Linked DNA regions of Homo sapiens: region 2 is linked to region 1. Evidence: chromatin contacts called from ENCODE Hi-C or POLR2A ChIA-PET data. All regions are on one chromosome and are shown on one strand. Each heading gives the region's core, a stretch centred on a gene start or an enhancer-like site at or near the end of the contact. The rest is flanking DNA. Distances are from core to core; before and after follow the strand shown. Region 1 overlaps RAB11FIP4 (RAB11 family interacting protein 4). Region 2 overlaps MYO1D (myosin ID).

What was found. Hi-C counts contacts between places; a loop is a spot of excess contacts on that map. ChIA-PET counts read pairs that join two places held with the same protein, here RNA polymerase II (POLR2A). Pooled maps may share reads with other maps.
Region 2: a pooled map shows a loop between it and region 1 (3-fold over the local background). The contact joins two enhancer-like sites. A Hi-C loop is called at or near these places in 1 of 37 single-sample maps with no recorded cell type and 4 of 50 pooled maps. POLR2A ChIA-PET finds 5 or more read pairs at or near these places in 2 of 52 experiments (activated CD8-positive, alpha-beta memory T cell and activated naive CD4-positive, alpha-beta T cell).

What each region holds. Positions count from the first base shown.
Region 1 is chr17:31,493,474-31,496,696 of GRCh38, forward strand. The region is part of intron 3 of RAB11FIP4 (RAB11 family interacting protein 4); the gene reads left to right. Among named protein-coding and RNA genes, the nearest start is that of MIR4724, 40 kb to the right of the region's middle. Within about 2 kb of position 1,705, at least 18 of the 41 ENCODE cell types and tissues checked have a DNase peak (open chromatin) inside an H3K27ac peak, as active enhancers do.
Region 2 is chr17:32,514,306-32,517,528 of GRCh38, forward strand. All of the region lies in intron 21 of MYO1D (myosin ID), which reads right to left. All of the region lies in intron 1 of LOC105371734 (a long non-coding RNA gene), which reads right to left. Among named protein-coding and RNA genes, the nearest start is that of CDK5R1, 29 kb to the left of the region's middle. RefSeq lists enhancers at 1,009-1,058, 1,939-2,108, 2,179-2,228 and a silencer at 3,056-3,105. Within about 2 kb of position 1,511, at least 5 of the 41 ENCODE cell types and tissues checked have a DNase peak (open chromatin) inside an H3K27ac peak, as active enhancers do.

The sequences.
Region 1 (3,223 bases), core at 455-2,954:
AACTTGGGGTAAGGGAGCTGAGGGGTGTCTACCCTCTGCACCAGACTCAAGTCTCCCTCCTAGAATAGGAGCGAGAATAGCAGCAAGTCCCTGCCCCCTGCTCCCTCGTTTTCCTGGAAGAAATGCCTACCTAAGACACAGACACCTGCATCCCACGCTTTGTCACCCAATGCCTGTTTCCTTAAGGAGAAAAAATGGGCGCCAGAAAACTTCTAGGTCTAGATCCTGGCTCTGTTGCTCGCTAGTTGTGGAACTTTGGACAGGCGACCTCACCCTTCTGATTTCACTTTCCCTGGCCTCACTCTTCACTCCCTCTGCCTGTGGGCAGGCAGCAGCATGGTTCTGTGGGGTCCTAAGGACCCCAGGGAGTCACTCCCACATTTGGGCAGCAGCTTTGGGTTTAGTCTGTCCAGTTTAGGGCCCCAGATCGTATATGTGTGTGTGCACACACGTGTGTGTTTGCGTGTCAGGCAGCATTCAGATGGGGCATCCTGTTCATCCACCCCCCTGCTTTGGGGTGGCTGAGGGTTGGGGTGCCCAACAGGTAGAATGGGGTTGATAATAGCACCTGCCTCGCAGGGTGATGGTGAAAATAAAATGAGCCATGGTGATTTAAGATGCCCAGTCTAGGTTCTGGCCTTTACTTAGTTGACACTCGTGGACGGTTAGATGGTTAGAGAGGCAGGCCAGTTTAGTACCAAAATGCCTTCAGAGTCAGGCTGTCTCTGGGTTCAGATCCTGGCTCTGCCCCTTGCTATTGGTGGAATCTTAGACAAGTTATTTAATTTCTCTGTGCCTCAGCTTCCCCACCTGTAAAACGAGGATGAGGCTAGTACCTCCCTCACAGGGTTCGTGGTAAGAGGATGAGGCTAGTACCTCCCTCACAGGGTTCGTGGTAAGGCTCAAATATGTAAATGTATGAAAAGCACTTAAAACTGTGCTTTGGGGTGAGCTGTTATTCTTAGTTCCTGCAGGCTTCAGCTGGTTTGATTGTTGTGACTAATAACCTTCGCACCTAACAGAATGTCTTGCCGGGGAGTGTCATGGCCCAAACAGGAAGGTGGCAGCGGAAAAACTCCATTACTCAAGGGCCTTTGCAAGAGAAGCAAAACTCTACTTCCTCAGCTTCTGTGGGTTTTTAAATCTTTTTTTTCAATTTTAATTTTAATTTTTTTAAAAAAAAAGTAGAAATGAGGTGTTACTATGTTACCCAGGCTGATCTCGAATTCCTGCCCTCAGGTGATCCTCCCACCGCGGCCCCCCAAAGTGCTGGGATTACAGGCATGAGCCTCTGCACCCAGCCAGCTTCTGTGTTTTTAACAAACCTTGCTCGGGCTCTGCAGATACAGATTCTGGGTCTGGGGTGAAGTGACTAGCATTTGTGTGGCAGTCTGTGAATGAGATGTCAAGCAGCTTCCGAGGTAACAGACTTCTCCCCAGGTTCAGTGAGGGAGACTGTACCTAGCCTGTCCTTCCAGAGGCTGCTCACACTGCCAGGCTGTGGCTGGCCTGCCAAGGGGAGGATGGCCCTCCACACCTCGGCCCACCTGCCCTTCACCTCCAGCCAGGGCCTGCCTGTCCATCCACCTGTGCCTAGCTGGAAAAGCTGGCTTGGAGCAGTGCTGCCCATCTGCCACTGCCAGCCCCCAGCATCTGCCTTATTAAAATGCTGAGGCTCTGGCTGGCCACAAGCCCCAGGAGATTTGGAGAAAAGCCAGACAAAAAGGTGCAGGCTGTGCCACCGCCCAGCCACACTGGGTGACTGCCCTTGGTAGTTAACCACAGAGTCATCCAGCTTGGCTGCCCAGAGGTCTATAGCTCCACTCAGGCGAAGCTGGCTAGCCTGGCCTAGCCTGGCTGGTTAGGTGGGCAGGACAGCCTCCACTTGACTGATTTTTTTTTTTTTTTTTTTTTTTTTTGAGACAGGGTTTCGCATTTCTGCCCAGGCTAGAGTGCAGCGATACAATCTTGGCTCACTGTAGCCTCGACCTCCTGGGCTCAAGTGATCCTCCCACCTCAGCTGCCTGAGTAGCTGGGTGCACCACCACTCCCGGCTATTTATTCATTTGGTAGAGATGAGGTCTCACTATGTCACCCATGCTGGTCTCAAACTTCTAGGCGCAAGCAATCCTTCCACCTTGGCCTCCCAAAGTGCTGGAATTACAGGCATGAGCCACCATGCTTGACTCGTCTGACTGATGTTAGGCAACCTTGAATTGATGGTCTCCTGGTGAAATGAGGGTTCTTGTTGACAAGGCAGGTCTGGCCAACACATTTTTGTATGATTATCTGCACGATTGCATCAGTTATTAGCAAAGAAGGATTTTATAGCAGCAGGTGTGTGCTCATGTGCTTGTGTGGAGTTGTTGACTGCCCTTCACTGCACACACACAGTCTGCGGAACTGTGACTGAATCCCTGTTCCCTACTCACACTTACATGGTATTTTCTGGGATTCTAAGGCACATTCTTTTTTTCCTTTCCTTTTTTTCCATTTAACATCTTAAATTGGAATGTGTCGCACATTTGCGGATTATTATAATTTGACAGCGCCTTTTTCTTGGCATACTTGAAATAACGGTGCATTGTAAAATCAGAGGTGTCTCAGATTTAATGAAATAGAAACTAGGTAACCTCTGGGGAACTTATATAATTTGTCCAGTTCCTCCAAGGATGCAGGTGGAGCCACCTTGTAGTGGTGGCAGATTATATGAGGGGACCCTGATGTGGTTCAAGGGGACAACCTTGGATTGGGCTTAGATTCCAGCTTTATGGCTCGCCAGCTGTGTGGCCTTGGCAAAGTAGAGCGACCTCTCTGAGCCTCGGGATTTTCCTCCCACCACATATGAATCGTGGCTCCACAGTTGTCATGGCTGTGTGCAAGGCAACATTCCCTGTTTCTCTTGCTGGGTATCATCTAAGGTCTGCCCCGTTCCATCTGGGTTAAGAGGGAAAATGAGGGCTGGGAGTGGGTCACTGGCCTTCCCAAGGGAGCAGAGGGAAACTGGTGTTCCAAGGGCTTCTTGACTCAGTTTATAATCCTTGGACATTACTCTTCTTCCCTCGTCCTTCTCCCCCTTTGCCTGAGTTTTCATTTTCACATGTGTTTCCTTTTAGCAATTTTCTTTCAAATCTCTCCTCTCCCTTTCTGTAAAGTCTTCCCACATGTAGCCTCTTTGAAGCTCCCTGGGGTGGGAAAGGGGAGGAGGGCTCTGCCTGATGGC
Region 2 (3,223 bases), core at 261-2,760, 1.0 Mb after region 1:
TGGTCTTGAACTCCTGGGCTCAAGCCATCCTTCCACACTGGCTTCCCGAAGTGCTGGGATTACAGGTGTAAGCCACCGCGGATGCCCAAGATTTCTATCTTTTTATTCAATGTTAGTCTTTTATTTAAAAAATATTTTTCACACTATTATTTCCAGCAATCTTTATCTGAAAATGTCCAAACTTTAAAAAACACTATTCTTAGAAGCAATAGTGCAAATTATAAAGGGGAAAGGAGGGAAAGTCTAATCCTTGCTTTGCAAATAGCAGGTCACACTCTCCAAAATCGTGGTGACCTATAAAAATTTGGAAACTAGTCAATGTCCAACAACAATGGGTAAATTATAGTTAGTTTGAATCACGATGAGGGGCTGTTAGTACATCACATTGCTTGCTGAGCTTGAAAAAAGGGATTTTTCTCAGATACTGATCGTTCTTTTAGAAGTTTAGTTATAACACATCCGGGAGTCAGACATTCCAGCTGGCAGCAGCAGCAGGAAAGAGATGCGGACAGGGGCCTTCCAGGTTCCCTGTATTTCTAGGAATGTTGCTTAATCAAAAGAGGAGACAATGGAGGCATAGTGGGAAGAATACAAGGTTTGGAATCAATAGTTTAGGGTTCAAATCTAGCTGTCTGGCTCTGGGCAGTTACTTAATCCTTTTAAACTCAGTTTCCTTAACTGGGATAATGAACAGGGATAATGTTCTTTTTTCTAGAGAGTTAAAGGAGAAAATATATGCACAGTGGCTAGTGCCATGCCTGGCATCGAGTAAGTGCCCCATTAATGTTTGTTAATGGAGTAAGCGCTTGAATGGAGGAGGCTGTTAGAGTGGAATGCTGGTTAGACGAATGAAACCAGGGCTGAAAGGACCTTTGCCCAGCCTCTCAAGGCCTCTGTCCCTGACCACGGATATTCCCCTAAGAAGCAACTATGCCACCTTCCAGGGCAAAAAGGCTTGTCGATTCCAGAAGGACTTTTTAACTTGTTATTCAGTATTTTTAAATTCCCTCCTCCTGTCTTTTCTTTGACATAGAGTCTCGCCCAGTCCCCCAGCCATGGCCTACTGCAGTCTTCACCTCCTGGTGAAGTCATCTTCCTGCCTTAGCCTCCTATATAGCTGGGACCACAAGTATGTGCCTCCATGCCCGGCTAATTTTTTGATTTTTTGTAGAGACAGGGTCTCGCTTTGTTGCCCAGGCTTGTCTTAAACTCCTAGGCTCAAGCAATCCTCTTGCCTCAGCCTCCCAAAGTGTTGGTATTACAGGTGTGAGCCACTGTGCCCAGCCTTAAATCCCATTTTTAAGGACAAAGGATAATGCTTTCTTCTTGGGGCTGACGACATAGTTCTTTTTGGATATTTTCCATCACACTGTCACTGAACCTTGCTCCCATCCAGGCAACTATAATCCACAGTGAAGAATATTTGATTAAGTAGCAGGTGGTGGGGGATTTTTGTTCTGAGGGGAATTCAAAGAAGTTAAAACAGAGGCAGCTATCTCATAAACCAAGCCCAGAACACGGAGATGAAAAGAAACAAATTGCCCACTTTCTACCACCTGTTTGAGAACAGAAAGATTTACACTCACTTATGTCAGCTAAAAAAATGTACCCTTGTCTCATTGCGGTAAAAGAGCCTCCACTGCTCAGATGCTTCTGATGGAAAGTCTACCCCCTGCTCCGATACACACTTTCATGCTGGTAATGACAGAGGCAAAGCAGGCCTTTCTATCAATATGTTCTGCACACTTCCTAGCAGCTTTGCTTTTTCTATTCTGCATTTGCTATTTTAAGCGAGTACATAATGCATCAATTTTCAGACTCTTACTCAATGCCATTGCTACAGAACTGAGAACTCAGTAATCTTGTCAGGCAGAGCAGAACAATATTCCAACAGATGAAACATTCCATGCAGCCTTATTTCCCTTTTCCTGGGATGGGGCATCTATTTCTGGCCTATAATGAGAGATGAACCAGTGGCCATGGTCCAGTGCCTCTTGCCCTGGAATCCCACATCACAGAAACCACTCACCATGCTGCTGCTGGTAGACACATGAAAGGCCCTGTGGGGGTCTCAAGTTCATTTGACTGCTCTCTTATTTTTTATTTTAAGTTCCCAGAAATGGGTTGTTTTGATCCAGGCTGGAGCTTGCTGGCTGGGAAAGTGTGGGTTCTCTCAGGCCACATTTCCCCTTTTCCTGCCTGCCATGAAGAGTCCCCATTTTCTCTGGAATCACCAATTGGATTTGAGAGCCCCAGAGGAACCTTTGTCTCCCTGCCCCCAGTCTCGTAGAAGATTTAAATGTGAAGTGTCTCCACATGGCTTCTTGCCAAATTTGGCTTGCCCTTGAGCGCAGACACACTTCCAATAGAAGGCCAATTGCATCTGATACCTCAGTGGGCAGTTTAGGCAAATTTCCCTGCTGTGTGTGTTTACAGCTTTAGTGGCTTCTAATACAGGCCTTATTTACTGCCTGCATTGTTACCTGGGAGAGAGAGAGCAGAATGGATCTGCTGCTACTTGCTACACCATTTGGCTTGTAAGTGGATTAAATAGACACATTTTCCCAAGATTTACTCCACATACCTGGCTGGTGTAAATGGGCTGGGCCACTTCCACCATCCTCTCCAGTTCCTGCTCCTTTTATCTTATATCCATTAACAATGGCACAACAAATTAGCGTGGGTGCATAGTGATTCCATTGGAAGGTGAACAATTCAATAAAAACGACACCACTGCTTTCTAAAGAACTAATTTATAGCATCGAAGGATTCAGCTATCCCAATGGGGACCTTGAATTACTGGCCCAACTTTATTGGCATGAAAACAATCAAACCAAATACATTCTTCCTCTGGAGCTGGAAGTCAGACACCCTGGGTAATATTTAGGTCACTGCTGCCCAGGCAAATCTGAAAAATGGTTTGTGCCCTGATTAGGCAGTTACACATTTGTTTTAAATGACTGTCACAGGATGGGATCCGGAGGCATTTTAAGGCAAAGAGAAGTCATATGAGCAGTACTGAAACAATCTGAAGTGGGCTGAAGCAAACAGCCTCTTTGTCTAGCCTCAAGTGTATCAGTGTCAGCTTTACAGCTGAAATGGAATCTTTGGGTTTGGTGAGTGTGTCCCCACTTCCTCTTGTCTGTCTCTGGGAGCCCATAGAGCAAAGATTCTCAACCTTGATTGCACGTTAAGCTTATGAAAAATACTGGCCCTAGCAGTG